2 separate regions of the Homo sapiens genome follow, and region 2 is linked to region 1. A link is a contact called in ENCODE Hi-C data. All regions are on one chromosome and are shown on one strand. Each heading gives the region's core, a stretch centred on a gene start or an enhancer-like site at or near the end of the contact. The rest is flanking DNA. Distances are from core to core; before and after follow the strand shown. Region 1 holds the start of MIOS (meiosis regulator for oocyte development). Region 2 holds the start of ARL4A (ARF like GTPase 4A).

The links. Hi-C counts contacts between places; a loop is a spot of excess contacts on that map. Pooled maps may share reads with other maps.
Region 2: a loop to region 1 is called in a map of B cell, with 34 times the contacts of the local background. The contact joins the promoter of ARL4A here to the promoter of MIOS in region 1. A Hi-C loop is called at or near these places in 2 of 168 maps with a recorded cell type or tissue (B cell and CD8-positive, alpha-beta T cell) and 7 of 50 pooled maps.

What each region holds. Positions count from the first base shown.
Region 1 is chr7:7,564,442-7,569,145 of GRCh38, reverse strand. It overlaps MIOS (meiosis regulator for oocyte development), which reads right to left and starts at 2,262. Exons shown (of 13, transcript NM_019005.4): 1 at 2,074-2,262; 2 at 1,458-1,539; 3 at 1,023-1,120. It overlaps MIOS-DT (MIOS divergent transcript), which reads left to right and starts at 3,081. Exons shown (of 5, transcript NR_110084.1): 1 at 3,081-3,232. RefSeq lists an enhancer at 1,472-1,541 and a silencer at 1,792-2,441.
Region 2 is chr7:12,685,493-12,690,196 of GRCh38, reverse strand. It overlaps ARL4A (ARF like GTPase 4A), which reads right to left and starts at 2,564. Exons shown (of 2, transcript NM_005738.5): 1 at 2,469-2,564; 2 at 1-2,031. The coding sequence starts at 1,942. The coding sequence ends at 1,340. It also overlaps the pseudogene LOC100505995. RefSeq lists silencers at 3,000-3,049, 3,250-3,529 and an enhancer at 2,519-3,055.

The DNA of each region.
Region 1 (4,704 bases), core at 1,013-3,512:
TTAATTGGAGACATCATGAGATCTGGGCCATTTTCCCATCTCATTGAAAAATCAATGTTTAAATAAACACACTTTTTATCTAGGCTTTCATTCCACAACCCGACTCTTTATACCAATGGTCTATGGTAAGCAATCTTGATGCCACAAAGAAAAATCCATCTTACAAAACATAAAATACGAGTTTTAGCATAAAATTTAAAACTTTGATTTACATGACTCTCAACGGAGAATATCAGCATTTCTTCCCATGTTATGCACCTAAAATACTTCTATTGCCATCCACAAAATCTGATGACAGTAATTCATACAGAATCAAAACTTGAGAGAAAAAGACTAGCTAAATCTTCTAATTTCACAAAGGAGTAAAGTGAAGACCAGATGTTTGGGTGGTTATCCAAGGTCTCTCAACTTCCGTCCTAGATTACTGCAAAGAAAAGGATCAGCTACACGATATGCAGGACGTGGTGCAAAATAACAATGCAGGGCCCCTCATTTAAAAATTATTTACAATGTCCAGACAGTGACAGCAGACTGGCCATTAAACTAAGTGCTAGCCATTCTAAATGCTGGGCTCTGTGCTACTGCACAGGTTGCACATCATAAGAGTAGCCCTGTATAGAGAGGTGCATCTATGTCCACCCTTTTAAGAAGTGTATTTTTTTTCACCATGTAATATACAGGATAAACAGTTCCTTGCTCATGAACATACATCACCAAGAATCTGGTGTAAAGAAAACAATCTAGAGTCAGAAATCCTACAGCCACTCCCCAGCTCAGATCCTAACAAATCTTGTAATACTCCAAAACCATAAAACCGAGATAAAATCTATCCCATTTCCATCTCACAAAGCTGTGACAATCAACTGAAATGAGCTCTTCACATCACACAGATGTTAGTATTACTACCATTCCCTTAATCAGCCCTGAAAGTTAATGTTTTTTCCAAATTTTGGAGACATTAAAAAATTAGGTGTAGAAGGGGTGCGGTCTGCAATAATTACAGCTTGTATTTATATCCTCACCTTTCAAGTTTAACAAGTCTCACTTCCCATCAGTGATTTCTCAGCAAAGGAAAGCCATGCTGATTCTGTGTTCATTCACCAGAATATTTGCAACAGCACTGTCCAAAAGAAATACAGTGTGAGCCATATGATTTAAAAATTTCTAGTAGCCACATTTAAAAAGTAAAATTAGGTGGAATGAAATTTAAAAACACATTTTATTTAGCCAACATATCAACAGCATTATCCTTTCAATATGTAATCAATGCAAAAATTATTGAGGATTTTTACGTTTTTTTGGCACCAACTCTGGGAAATCCGATGTGTATTTTACACTTATAGCACATCTCAATCCCATGTGGCTACTGGACAGTGAAGTCCAACACATTAAAATACTACTCAGTGTACAAAGGATCCAACCACATGCTTTTTGATGTTGTCTTTTACTTTTCTTACCGTGGCAAATTACGAGAGCGGTTTCAAGAAATTTCCACCATCAGCATCTTCGAGGAGATGCACTGCACATATCCAAATTTCCCTTAAAATATACAAAAGGCCTGCAGTCATTTGCTAACCTATTCAGCAAAGTCCACAACATGTGTGAGGTTTCATTCATCCTCTTAATTTTCATTACTCATATGAGAAGAGAACAGAGCTCACCGGGAGACAGGCCGTTTAAGAAGTATAGTATTTAAGAGGGTACAACGGGAACAGGGCACGTTGCTATTCTAGGTAAAGCAGGAATCTGAGTCCGACTCTCCCGCTCCAGGCACCTGGCTGAGCCTCCCGGGAAAGGCTGGGACGCCGCTCCCCACAAGCCCGCCGCGGCGAAGGCTGTAGCGTGTTCCCTGCGCCCCGAGGAGGTCTCCGCAGGTCCCACGGCCGCCCGCAGCCCCCGGTGGCTCCCGCTGAGGCCCGGCCAGGCGGCCGGCCGCCCGGCGCGATTACCCTACAGCGCGGAACGCGCTCCCCGCCGAGACGCCCGGGCCTTTCAACTAGGCTATCTCCGGCCCCTCGCTGCGGCCGCGGCGCTCCCGAGAGTCGAGACGCGAACCGGGTCGCGCTCACTGACCTGAGGTGGCAGCGCGGCCGCCGCACAGCCGCTTCCGGCCGGGACACCGCCCCGCCCGCCGCAGGAGCCCGGACGCGGGCAAGATGGCGGCCGCGGCCGTGCGGCCCGTGACCTGGACCACTGGGCTGGGACCCACGACCCCACCACCACGCCTGGAGGACGCGCAGCGGCGCCTCGGCCTTGGAAGGGGAGTTTCCCAGCGCGAGCCCCGCCCTTCCCCGCCCGGGAGGCGCCTCGGGGCGGGGTCACTGGCCGGGAGGCCCCGCCTTCCGCCCGAAAGCGCCGGTGCACCCCGCAGGCCCTGCCCGTGGGTCCACAGGCCGGATCCCCGGGTTCCTAGGCTGGGACTGCTTCTCAGAACCACTCTGTCGTTTTTAAGCAGGGTCACACACTCTAGCTCACTGGGTCCATTTTAATTTCTATTAAACATTTTTTTTTTTTTGCAAATGATGTAGTAGGAGATCCAAGGTGTTTGGTTAATGATTTATTCACTCATTAGTCATTCCACAAACTTGTCTTGAGCACCTGTTATGTACCCAGCACTGTGCTGGAATGCTGAGGAGACAGGAGTGAAGTAAAAAGACATGGTTCCGGCAGGAAACAGGCAAGGAGAGCCTTGACTTGGTAGGGCTAACACAGTGCTACACAGGAGGGACGCCCGCTCGGTGTCGGGGGTCAGCAAAGCTTCCTTAAGGACCACTAGGTTGAGACAAGAAGGATGAGTATGGGATTAGCCAGGAAAGGGAAAAGGGCAGTGGGAACTGGAAGAGAAGAGCCTTCTAGGACTGGGAAAGAGCAAGTGCCGGGTCAGGAGAGAGGACATAGCAGTGAGGAGGCAGTAGGTATGGATGAATGAGCAGAGGAAGTGGGGAGAGATTAAGGTGCTTTCAGAAACGGGTTGGAAACCAGTTTAGTGAGTTTGGATGGCATTTACCTAAAGGCAATGTTAGAGTCATCGAAAGTTTTTAATCAGGCAAGTGGTATGATCAGTTTTTTGTTTTGTTTTGTTTTTTTTGAGACGGAGTCTGGCTATATCGCCAGGCTGGAATGCAATGGCGCGATCTCTCCTCACTGCAACCTCCGCCTCCCGGGTTCAAGCGATTCTCCTGCCTCAGCACCTCGAGTAGCTGGGACTACAGGCGCGCGCCACCACGCCCAGGTAATTTTTTGTATTTTTAGGAGAGATGGGGTTTCACCATGTTGGCGAGGGTGGTCTCATTTCTTGACCTCGTGATGCGCCCACCTCGGTCTCCCAAAGTGCTGGGATTACAGGCATGAGCCACTGTGCCCGGCCAGTATGATCAGTTTTTGCGCAGAGAGCTGGAGGGATAGAGTATCAGAATGAGGGATGATAGAAACGCAGGTTACCAGTGGCACGGAGAGTGGGCATGGAGAGAAGTGGGGGCCCTGGGGAATACTTAGAAGGCGGGATGAACAGAGCTTGGTGACTGACCAAGTGAATGACGGTGAAAGAGGATTCCAAGTTTTTTGTTCCCAAAACTGAGTGAATGGTGCTGCCTCAGGTGTCACGAGTCTGACCTCGAGGCAGTCTTCAGATGTCTGACAGTCTTTGCTTGTCTGTTCATGATTAAAAGTGGGTGGTCTTGGGCTTGTGGTGGTGATGGCTGTAAACAGCATAATGAGCTTAGTCCTGATGATCTTGGTGGCAGATGGTTTTGATAAGATGATGAGTTTGGGGAAAGTATTGCCTTTCCAATCCTGCCATTAGAAGAATGTAGGCTGAAGAAAGTGCTGTATTACTGAGAGGAGACATGACAGTATTCATCACTTCAAACACTATCTTGCCAATCTTCTCAGTGGTTTTGACCCTGGCCTCAAACCCCCACACAAAACCTCAGATCAATACAAATCTCTTCCTTATCCACTCCTACTATACATAGTTGAGGACAACTTTTCTGCTTGCACTCAGGAGATGACACTGCCTCCTACTTCAGAAAAGAAAATTAAAACTATTAGCTAGAATTTGCACAACCTCCCACTGCTTCCTCCTTCCCTCCTCCAACATCTTGATTCACTACCATTCTTACCTTCTTTTAGGTGACAAAGAGTAAGAGGAGGAACCCCATGTATATCTCCTCTTCTGGGACCTTGCACCATCAATTACTTCACTTCCATGTATCTTTGCCTCTCCATTTCTACTGGTTCTTTACTTTCAACACATACTCAAGTTATTCCCATTTTCTCTTCAAAGGAGAGGATCATATTTGCTCTCTGTAATTCCACTTCCCCCTCTCTCCCTTGAATTCACTCCATTCAGTCCTTCATGCCCACCATGCCACGAAACTGCCACTTGTCAAGGTCACCTGTGAGCTCCATGCTGCCAGTTTCAATGGCCAAAGCTTCACTCTTGCAACTTCTGTTGTTCTTGACTACTTCCTCTCTTGACATGTCTCATTCACTTTGTTGCATATCATCACTTTCTTCTGGTTTGTCTTTTATCCCTGTGACTTCACTGTTCCTTAAACATGACAAGCATGCTCTTGCCTCAGGGCTTCTTCACTAGCTATTCCCTCTGTCTGGAATGCAGAAATCTACATGACTCATACTCTCCCTTTACTCAAGACTGCTCACTTGTCACTGACTACCTATAAATTAGCTCCTTTGTTGTTG
Region 2 (4,704 bases), core at 1,315-3,814, 5.1 Mb before region 1:
TTTAGTAAAATATGGTCACTGGAAGTAAGTGTCTGTAGATAAGAATTAGATAAAGGCCTTTCCTCCTTATAGAGCTTTTTATTCCAATGTAAACAGCACCAGTGAATTTTCATAAAACAGGTTTGTTATTTTCCCCTCATTTTCTATAATTGTAATTCTTATCTGCCATACTGTTACCATTTCTTCCTCTCTATAATCAGGACTGGACAGCCCATGTAACACTGTTCAATTTGTAAACAAAAAATTAAAGCTCGGAACACATACAGGTTATCTTTTACATTTTCATTCTACAGCGCATCAGGTATATTTATAAAGCTTTTGCTCTTCTCAACACACTACAAAAATATATAAAAACCACATTTGTTTTTAGCCAGCAAATATTAATAAAACAAATATCTTGTAACTGGAATATTTTAGAGACCACATATTTTAATTACATCCTCTTGACTAAATCGCCTTCTTCATAAATCCATATATGTATCCAGTGCATATTTATTAGTTTACATGCCCATATTTACTATGAATGAGTCAATCATTTTAGGTTCTTCAAGTGAAAGTGCTTCTGACAACAAACTATTCCTATAATAGCCCTAAATCCCCAAAAAAGTTGTTTTAAACCTGTGTAGAACGATGCATAGCTATTTCTAAAAAGTAAGACTACACACCAAAACATGCTTTGTCAGGAAAACTAATCCATGCACTTGAATATACCCCAAATATCTTATTTTTAATAAAGGTAGACCAACTTAAACATTGTCTAGAATTAAGCTATACTATTAAATTACTTGATTCCAGAAAGCGTCAAAAATCATTTGGCAGAAACTTAAAAAAGAAAATACTTACTCCTTGTCCCTTACTTCAAAAAAGGACTGGTTGGACCAATGTGATCAATATAACTGCATATATGTTAATCTACCTTAACATTTCCATCGATTAGCACTTGATCGTTACAAAGCCTTGTATGCAATTTTCTTGCAAAGGCTTCCCCCCGAAAGATGTAAGCACAAAACACTAGGCAGACACTCTTTAAAGTTTTATTTCACTAACTTCAGACCAAATTCCCACAACTGTGTTCTGGTCAATTTACTATCCTTGCTTGGCTTCCCCAAATGGTAGTACCAAAAGATTTGTGGGGTAGGGAGAAGAGACCACTTTAAGAAGCACTGCATTTACTCATCTTCCACAAGGCAACAGAGTTGGGCATCTGATTGTTCAACAAAACAAAGCTTTAATAGCATCCAGGAGGGCAGACAGGCAAACCACGCTGTAGACACTCTTCTATTTGTCAAAATCAGACCAGAGAAAACCTACTCCACACAGATATAATAGGTATTGATATTCATCTTTTCTTTTTCTGTTGCCGCAACATTTTTCTTCTTTTAATGATCATATCATGTAGTTTCTCAAGTCCTTCCTTTAGGCCATCTCCTATGATTGCACAGGTAGGCTGCAAATGCCAAGGAGTTGATGAGCTCAGTTCACCCATTGCTAACAATTTCTCAATTTCTGAAAGTGACAATGAGTTCCTCAAATCTTGTTTGTTAGCAACTATAAGTACAGGGACTCCCTGATTTTCTGATATCCTAGTTATTTTGTGAAGTTCAGTTTTGGCTTCTTCCATCCTTTCGACATCAACAGAGTCCACAACAAATACAATGCCATCTGTGCATCTGGTATATGACTTCCACAGTGGCCTTAATTTCTCCTGACCACCTACATCCCAGAAGTGAAAAGTGACTGTTTTAGAATTTCCCAAGGTTACCTTAATTTTCTCAGTGTTAAATCCTTTGGTAGGTACGGTATTTACAAATTCATTGAACTGCAGCCTGTATAAGACAGTTGTCTTTCCAGCACAGTCCAAACCCAGAATAACAATGTGGAAAGACTGAAATGAAGGCAGGTTGGACAGGATAGAAGTCTGGTCTGACAGCCCATTCCCCATTTCCAGGTGCAAATAAATGTCCCAAATTGAAATGCTTTTCTCTTCTTGGTTTACAACTTCTCTTGGTAGCTGATCCAGCTATAAGACTGCTGGGAGACGGAAGAAGGAATAAGTTATTCTCCCGAAATAATACATTAAAACAGGTTTGCTCTACTTTGCTAAAATAAACAACACGAAGAACTTACTATAACTTGCTGCGCTAAACAAACCAGACGAGATATGAAACGTACATGAAAACACACACAGTCCAAGACAAACGATGGAATAACAGTGATTGAAATTATCTGGTTTACTTAAATTGCAGTAATATGTACGTTTTTCTCCTGGGTCCCCAAACCTCAAAGACCTCATTCTGGAAAGAACCCAGTCACCAGTATCTGGTCTAAGTGGCCGTAACCACAAAGTGCCTATCTGGCAGAAAACTCATAGCAGATAGTCCTATCTTCGGAATCTAATTCCACATGCTTAACAGCATACCCAAGATCACTATTACCTCCTACCCCTTGCAAAATAACAACGTTCTCACCTCCCGATCTGGAGTCTGGGTCCAAATGAGAAAGCATTGGCAGGCGTTTCTACGCAGGGATAAGCACCCTTCCAGCTTAGCTCTCCAAGCAGCTCTGGCAGTTGCCGCACGAGAAACCTTGGACTCAGACTCCGACCACGCCCACTCCTCCCGGTCCACTCATGATCCCAAATCCCATTGGTCACCCGCATCAGGGAAGCCATGCAACTCCCGCCCCCGCTCCCTAATTGGTGAGGGTAACTGCCGCTCCCAGCGCGGCGGAGCTGAGCTCTCTCTCGGTCCACCGGCACCACCTGTTGCCCTTAAGTTAGAAAAGGCGGCGTTCCCAGAGGGAGCCGAGCAGCCGCTGCAGGTGAAGGGGAGCCTCGGGCGGTCAGGTCGCCGCCAGGCTGCCGGCTCCGTTCGGCCCGGCGCACCTGCAGCGCAGCCAGGGCGTCAAGCCAAGGCTCTCACATCCGGGGCCCGCAGTCACTGCCAACGCGTTAACCCTTTGTCCGCGGGCCCGAGGGTGCCGGCTGTTGCCGCGCGGGCCCCTGAGGCGCTAGAGATCCCACCTGGCGCGCCCGCCGGGATAAGCCCATCCTCCCCGAAGTGGGATCCCTTCACCCTGTCCCTCCGCACACGACCGGCTCTTCTCCCTCGGCAGGGCGTGGCCGCCCCGGCCGCCCACCCCGCCGCGGCTCACCTGACTAACCGTCCTTCCCTCTTCTTCATTCAGCGTCTCTCCCAGCCGCTGGGGAGGCGCGCTGATACCTGTTCCCTGGCACCAGGGAGGCGTGGGCGATGGCAGAGGACTGGGCGCCTGGCGGGCGCCGCGCGCCAGGCTGCCCTAACGGTGCTCGCCCGGCAGCTCCACGCGACAGTCCCCGCCCCCTGCCCGCGCGCCGCCCGGGCGCCGGCCTGTAGGGGGCGCGCAGGAGCCGCGTCTCCTAGCAACGCCAAAACAAGGTCGAGTTCGAATCGGCCTAGCGCTGGCTGCCCGCGAGGTCGGATGGGACTTCCGGCCTCACCCCTGAACGGTTGCTCCGGGTAGCTCTGTCTGCGGCGGCCCGCCAGCCTGGCACAGGCCCCGCCCGGCACCGCCTTCCCTCACGTCGTCTAGGGCGTCCGCGGGGCAGCAGCCACGTGATTCGCGGTTAGGGATTCCATAGTTCACGGGTTACGGCACACACGCGTTACGTATATATCGAGGTGACGTGGAAGTCCCCCAGTAGTTGACCTTAAACAGCCTGGGTTGACTGGCCTGGTAACTGCGCCTTCATTCGCTTTTTGTAGAGCAAATGAACGCGCTGTCTCACGTGTTTCTAGCAGCATCCCGGGGAACTGGCCACAGATAGAAATATTCCAGTTTGACACATAAGGAAATACACTCTGAAAGATGAAAGGGATGTTTCTTTTTTTCTTTTCTTTCAAATTGCTCACACAATTTTAATTGCAATAGATATAATTTCCAATATACCATTCAACTACACCATTTGTATGTGCTGGAGTGAGACAGGAGTATTTTGATTGAGTGTCCAGTTCTCTTTAAAACTAGCGTTTGCAGTTAACGACTTGGAAAATACAACACAAAAAGCCATCTAGCCTTTTTTTTTTTTTTAATCTCTATTTATCCCTTCAAAATTCCCTTTGTGGCCATATACATACTAGGTGGCTCTACCTGCAGAAAGCTGCATTTTCCAAGCAGCGGGAGAGTTTAATTCTTAACTTTCCTGTACTCCAGCCTCTGCTGGCTCCCTTGCATTTTTGTTTCCATCCTCTTCTTTGTCTTCTGTGCCTTTCGTTCTAGGTTAATCTGCGCAAGCTCTTCACTTTTGTCTGAATGTATTTTAGCGGTGAATTACTCCTTCTGGCTAAGAGCTTCACATCTTCAGTGTTAATGGTGGTGGTTTTCGCATGTCTTGCACACATTTCTAGATCTTGCACTGTCGAAAAGTCAGCTCCGAAATTGCTGCAATGATAAGTTTGCTGAACTGCATCTCTGCCCAATGCCACTTCCTCGCAAAGACAACCCACAGTGTAGTCCACTGCTGCCTCCTTTGGCCTCTGTTGGTAAGAAAATGGCTAAGAAAATCGCTGCTGCTCCTCCACCTCCACCTCCTCCTCCATCAGAACGGCGAGGCAAACGCGCAGAACAGAAAGGGGCTGTGGGGCAGCGGCCAGATTGGATTTTCTCTCCGCAGCCCCAAAGGGATGTTTCTAATGACCCAAGGAAAATTAGTGGTGGTCCTGGAAC